Regions from separate parts of the Mus musculus genome. Here region 1 is linked to region 2. A link is a contact called in ENCODE Hi-C or POLR2A ChIA-PET data. All regions are on one chromosome and are shown on one strand. The core of a region is the stretch at or near the end of the contact, and the rest is flanking DNA. Distances in the headings are between cores, read along the strand shown. Region 1 holds the start of BC048403 (cDNA sequence BC048403). Region 2 overlaps D930020B18Rik (RIKEN cDNA D930020B18 gene).

Region 1 (3,512 bases), core at 380-2,879, 47 kb after region 2:
ACCTGAAACAATAATATCCGGTCTCTACATGAAAGCACATACTGAGTATGTGCACTCAAACACACAGGCACACACTCATGTGAACACATGCCCCTACAACACACACACACACACACACACACACACACACACACACACACACACATTCCTGCTTGTTCCAGCCCCACTCACTCTGGCCCAAAGATTTATTTATTTATTATATGTAAGTACACTGTAGCTGTCTTCACACACACCAGAAGAGGGCGTCTGATCTCATTACAGATGGTTGTGAGCCACCATGTGGTTGCCGGGATTTGAACTCAGGACCTCCAGAAGAACAGTCAGTGCTCTTAACTGCTGAGCCATCTCTCCAGCCCACATAACAATATTTGAAACTTATTTTGGGTCTGGGTATCATTGACACACAGTAGGCAGAGGCCTCGGACTATTCAAGACCAACTCTCTCTACACAGACCCTTCAGCAGAAAGAAGTTTCACTTCATAAGGAGTATAGTAGTTAGCCTGCATTCTTTTGAATGGTTCAATTGGGTATAAAAATTGCATTTCATATTTCTCTTGAGACTAGTATGTACATAGCCTTTCAAACACGTGTTTTTGTGTGAGTATACCTGCGTGCTCATGTGGAAGTCAGGGGATAACGTGCAGGACTCAGCACTCCTCATGTAGGTTTCTAGCATCTGACTCAGAGCCTCAGGCAGGGCAGCGAGTGCCCCTACACAGTCATCTCAACAGGTCCATAACCTCTCGTTTTTACTGGTTAGAAAGAGATCTTGGCCCATTAAAACTTAAAACATTAGCCCTTTGTCTGGCATACCCTGTGACTATTTTTCCTAGGTTTGCATTATGTGAGAAGAAGGACTTTTAGGGACTGGGAAGAAAGCCAAAGGAAGATGAAGAGAGGAGTGTAAGAGAGAGAAGGAGAGATGGACATGGTCAAAGCATGATATATTCATGCGTGGAAATGTCCCAGTGAAACTCTCTAATTCGTACAATTTATACGTGAAATATTTCAAAGCACACTTGTGAGCTGAGATGGTTTAGTGTTCTTAAATGTCGTATGAACGTGTGAAGAAACTGCATGACAAAATGCACCGATTTCATGGGAAGTCATTCCTGACTCTGAGAACCCCCGCAAGGAAGCTTCATGGAGTTGGAGATGGATGGGCAACTCTGAAGAGAGTTGTAGCTCTGGAAGCTGACCGACTCATGCAGATCTGACTTAGCCAGGTATGTTAACTGATGGCGTGTGTCGGTTTGAAAACTAGGCGACTAGCTATGAACTCCTGTCTGGCTTCCATCTGACAACCTTGGTGGTGTAAGGGCTGATAAGGCTTCTGGCTCTGATGGACACGCAAGAGCTGACGTCAAGCCCGTGTGACGTCATCCGCGCTAAGGCGCTGGCCTCCAGGGGCCTCCGGAGGGCAGGAGACGTCCCGGGGCTGGAGGTGGCTCCGCTGCAGGTCTCTGGCTCTGGAAGCTCAGGTTCCTAGGCTTGGTAGCCACCTCCACCTTTCACCTCCGCCACGCCCTCTGCGAGCCCCGGGAGCATCCCGCCGCCAGCCGGCTCGCCCGCCCCGCCGCGGGCACGCGCACGCACGCAGCTGCGCACGCGCGTCCCCCTCAGAACCCGGAAGTGCGAGCGGAGCCACGTGGGTGGAGCTGGCGCGCAGGTCGCATGGGGGAGTCTATCCCGCTAGCCGCCCCGGTGCCGGTGGAACAGGCGGTGCTGGAGACGTTCTTCTCTCACCTGGGTATCTTCTCTTACGACAAGGCCAAGGACAATGTGGAGAAGGAACGAGAGGCCAACAAGAGCGCGGGGGGCAGCTGGCTGTCGCTGCTGGCGGCCTTGGCGCACCTGGCCGCGGCTGAGAAGGTCTATCACAGCCTCACCTACCTGGGGCAGAAACTAGGTACCTCCGCCCCGCCCCTGCCCCTGAGGAGGAAGGAAAGGGGGTGCGCTGCCTGGTCTGCTTGGCTTGGGTGCCTCGTCACTCCCAGCGGCAGGCTCCACTCTGCCCAGGTCTCCTCCCACCGGTGCCCCTTCTTCCCTAGTGTGCCGCAAGCTCCGCCCACCGGCCTGTGCCATCGCTGCCTAGGTGGACTGGGAGGATGCTCTTCCCTGGGCATGCTCCAAACCCCGTGGGTTTACGGTTTTGCACCGTGCATGGACTGGTTTCATAAATGACAAGTTAACCAAGTTCTGTGTCCCCGTTCTAACTCACTAGTTAGACCTCACTGCGGTCTGAGGAGCAAAAGCAGGCGATGGAAGCTAGGTGTGTTAATAAATGCTATTTTGTCTGGCCTCTTATACAGAGGGGCGTCCTGTCCCCTCTTCAGATCCTGGCCAGGAAGGGCAGGAATTATGCAAAACCTTAACTGGAGAAGCGTTAAGGGACAGGATAGTGAACACTGCTAGTCCTCATGTAAATTTTAACCCTCAAAATAAGATGCAGGACTACCACTACAAGAAACAGTCGGCTTCATAAAAGCCAAGGGCTGTGCATTCAAAGTATTACCTTTAATAATAATGACAAATGATAGCTGACTACCAAAAAATTGGAATAGGCAGTTGTAATACTTAGGTTTCTTCTTGACCCTTTAGTTATTACAAGTTGGAGGGCCTTTCGTGAGTGAAGGATACACATCTCTGGCATCAAAGAGAGTGAGAGTGTACGTTACATATAGAGTTGATCCCCTTCTATTGCCAGGTAGCTCGCTGAATACTGAACGTTTGGTAAACACTCTGGGCAAAGGACTTTCTGAGATGATAAGGCCTGTAGCTTTTCAAATGATTGTTACTTAGTTATTGGTAAAAAGTGGCCAGAGATTTTACTCTGTTTTTCTCTAATGGGCCCAAAGGTGCAATTGCTATTACAGGGTTACTGTCCTGTTTTCTACAGTGTAGTGAGTTGGGTATGCATTTTATGGGAGGTGGTGGGTCTCAAACCTGAACACACCTGCCTTGAATAACCAGATTGAGTGTGTGTGTGTGTGTGTGTGTGTGTGTGTATATATATATATATACATATATATGTATATATATCCTTTATTCAAAGCATGTACAAATATTATTTATATGATGACTATTCATGTATGCATTTGATATATATCATATATATGATACATTCTAGCAGTAATATCGAAGGTGGATAATATTCTGGCAGTTTGAGATGTTTTAGGCTTCCTCCCTATAAAAACAATGATTGACCCAGGTACCATGATTCTTAACTTTATTGTTGTTTGAGCCCATCCATAGGATTATCCTCCCCATATGTATGTATGTATGTATGTACCAGATATATAGAATGAGAAAGAGCAACTGGGTTTCCTAAAGTCCATATGTGGATCCCAGTAACTAACTAACTAACTAAGTCTGCACTAAGTTTGAATTGTATGCACCAGGATTTTGTGTAAAAAGAACTGGCCACCACGTCTACGAACCTGTACACGTCCTTTCCTGTCTCTGGCTTGGCTTCTGTGAAGTGGTCCTTATTGTATAAAGTGCTGAGTTC
Region 2 (3,255 bases), core at 208-2,707:
TTATGGGAGATAAACCCTACTCTTTCCTCTTGCCTGATCGGACGGGTTATCTCATCTTGGTTCCCTTCTCCTTGCTGTGCAGTTTGAGGGCCCACCATCAGAGTCCTTAGCATAGATTTTGGTGAAGACAGCCCCATCCTGTCTTGGTCACCGCCTAGGTGGCAGATCCATTATTAATAATTCCTGTCTCAAAGAGAAAGGCTGGAGTGCATATGTGGTAAGGATTTTCTAAGTCCTGAGCTCGGGAGGTTGGAAGTCTGGACATGCTGAGTCCCCGTGGCTAAGGGTCCTCCACCCCCACTCCCACCCCGCCCCTCCCCCACCCCCACCCCTCCCCTCCCCCACCCTTCCATCGTTGTGCCGCGAATGTGAACATACTGGATGAGCCAGTGTGAAAGTTCTCGTTTTAACGGTGTTTTGTTTCTCTCTGTGACTTGCAGGTACTTTATTCACATGCCGGCCTTGGAGCAGAGGCTCCCAGGCTGCTACCCCATTACAGAGCCCACCACTCAGCTCTGTCATGAAGTTCTGCAGTTGATTGAGCAGAAACAGTGTGCAAAATGTTAGAGGAGGTTAGAAGTATAAAGTATCCACTGAAGTCACTATGGAAAACAGCCTTTTGATTTATGGACTATTTAGCTCCTTCCTTCTAAAGAGTCTAGTGAAGTGCTCATTAACACCGCTTTAAGAGCTCTTACTTTTTGGTTTCTGCTTTCTTGAGATAGGGTTTCTCTGTGTAGTCCTGGCTGTCCTGGAACTCCTTCTGTAGACCTTGAACTCACAGAGATCTGCCTGCCGCTGCCTCCGCCTCCCAAGCACTAGGAGTAAAATGTGTGTCCCCACGCCCAGTTCTGGGGTGGGGGTAGAGTCTTAATTTTTTTTTAAGTAGCTATGTCTGGGCTGAGAGCCTGCAACTCAGAGGCAGAGTCTCTACCTAGCATCTGTGAAGATGTGTGTTCAAGCTCTACCACAGGAAAAAAAAAAAAAAAACAAACAAAACCAAAAAACCCCAAACAAACAGTAACAAAACCAAAGCAAAACAACCCAGCCCCAAGCAACACAAACACTGGCTACATCTTTCTTCACTTATGGAAAGTGCCGTACCTCTCCAGAATGAAAGCTTTCTCAAAGCCATGAAAACAGTACTGAGCAAGCGCAGAATCTCAGAGCCTGCGTGTGCAGAACAGATCTCGTGGGTCTCCTTGGCGATTGGAGGGAGCCACTGGAACACCCGCAGCAAGATTGTCGTAGAAGTACAAAGTACACAGCCTTAGAGAAGTGCCCGGCGATGGCGTGTGGGTGATGGCGTGCGGCACTTTCTCCCCTACCCGGAAATATTTTAATGTCAAAAGTGTGCCTGCAGCAGTGGGCAGGAGGACACCACTGCAGCTGCACGGAATACTGAAGGAAAACAGGCAGGACTTCCTGTGGGGAAGCTCCGCAGTATGCTGCTCTGTTTCACGCCAGAGTGGGCCAGTCTGAACCAGCCTGTGGAGCCTCTCGCACTCATTTACAAAAGGTCACACTGAGTGGCTGTAAGTTAACTTAGACCCCAAACACTTTCTGGAGCTGTTGCGTTTGACTTTAAAAAACACCAGAAGTGGGCTTTCTGTATAACTTCCTACAGCCTGAGGAAGTAGGAGAGGAAAGTCTGCTTCCAAAGAAAGTGCACTCTGGGCGGCTTTGCCTGTGGTGCTCAATGGAACCACGGCTGGGGACTTTGTTGAGACTTAGTTTCGTGTCATAAATTTGTCCAGCAATATTTAAATTATTTTACAGTGATCATTTTTTAATATAATATTTATATGATTTTGACTGATTGCTCAATATATTTCTTAAATTTACTACTTCTATAGCTTTCTAAATATTTTATGTAAAAATAGAACCGTTCCAGCTGAGACTGTAGCTCAAATGGTAGGGCACTTGCCTAGCATGTAGGGAGGCCCCGGGTTCAGTGTCCAGCACCACAAAAAATAATAAAATAAAAACTGGCTTCTAGATATGAGACTTTGTGTTAAAAAAGGCATGCAGACACTTTTAGCTTCTCAAATTGCTACTCTGAGAGGCTGTAGGTGGCTAAGGAGGGAACCTTCTTACCCATGTTCCAGATGTGTGCACCTGCCCTGGGCAGCCTCAGCCGCCTCCTCGCCCTGCTGTGCTCCCACACGCCATTCTTACTGCGCCAGTAATGACTTGATTTGCCAGCATCCCAGGCAAGTTCTTATGTGCTGGTTTCGTTGTCAGTGCAGTGTTTAATAGAATCATTGTAAGATCTTTCAAAAGAAAAAAAATACCATAAAGGTAGTACTGAGTTTTCAACTTGAAAAACCTGGTATACTGTGACTCTCAAAATAATGTTTTGATACATTGATAAAAAATGTTTTGTTTGCAGATTATTTATAAATTACTAGTCTTATTTGTTTCCATGAGGTTTTTTTTTTTTTTCCTTTTATTGTGATTTTTTAAAAAGTCTTAAGTATTGAACTTTTGGGGGAAAAAAGTATAAGAATGAAACCTTCACCCAGAAACCTCGTTTCTAGTTCTGACTCAGGCATCTAACCAATTTACATTAAGCCACTTTCTAGGCCTTGCCTATTTCTTTCTGTAAGCTCACTAGCTTCTCCAAGCTCTCTAGTGTCCTCTGCCTGTAAACAACACTTTTGTTTATTAAAACGGGGTCTCACGGAACCCAGGGAGACTTGATCGCTCAGTGGCCAAGAATGGCTTTGAACTCCTTTTCCTCCTGCCTCTATCTCCCAAGTGCTGGCTTTGTATACAACACTCTTTTTTTCTTTTATGGTTATGTGTGGGTTTGTAGAGGCCAGAAGAGGGCGGCATTGGATACGTTAGAGCAGGAGCCATAGGGGTTTTCGCGCTACCCAGTGTAAGTTGCGCGCTACCGGGTGTAAGTGCTGGAAACCAAGCTCAGGTTCTCTGGAAGAACAGCAAGCACTTTTAACCACTGAGCCATCCCTCCTGCCCCTGGATGTACACTTTGACGTGGGGTAGTGTGTTCCTCTGCTATGTTGTCTCAGTAGATTCCAAGTAAGCCTACATGATTATGTCATCAACACAACCACACAGTCTCCAAGCCTTTTCACCATTTCGCCATTACCACTCGGTCTCCGAACCTCCCTTCATCACCCTCCAAGAAGTCTGTAAGTCTCTCATTCCTACTTAGGGGGTGAGTGAGGTGGGGGTGGGGCAATGAGTGTTGACCCAGTAGATAAAGAGTTATTTCTGAGATGGAAGAGA

What was found. Hi-C counts contacts between places; a loop is a spot of excess contacts on that map. ChIA-PET counts read pairs that join two places held with the same protein, here RNA polymerase II (POLR2A).
Region 1: POLR2A ChIA-PET joins it to region 2 with 13 read pairs in embryonic stem cell. The contact joins the promoter of BC048403 here to the enhancer-like site in region 2. A Hi-C loop is called at or near these places in 1 of 37 maps with a recorded cell type or tissue (T-helper 17 cell). POLR2A ChIA-PET finds 5 or more read pairs at or near these places in 2 of 5 experiments (both embryonic stem cell).

What each region holds. Positions count from the first base shown.
Region 1 is chr10:121,738,301-121,741,812 of GRCm38, forward strand. BC048403 (cDNA sequence BC048403) reads left to right here and starts at 1,630. Exons shown (of 3, transcript NM_173022.3): 1 at 1,630-1,910. The coding sequence starts at 1,676.
Region 2 is chr10:121,691,919-121,695,173 of GRCm38, forward strand. It overlaps D930020B18Rik (RIKEN cDNA D930020B18 gene), which reads left to right. Exons shown (of 13, transcript NM_177335.4): 13 at 441-1,996. The coding sequence ends at 567. Among named protein-coding and RNA genes, the nearest start is that of Gm35865, 12 kb to the right of the region's middle. Within about 2 kb of position 1,458, at least 1 of the 3 ENCODE cell types and tissues checked has a DNase peak (open chromatin) inside an H3K27ac peak, as active enhancers do.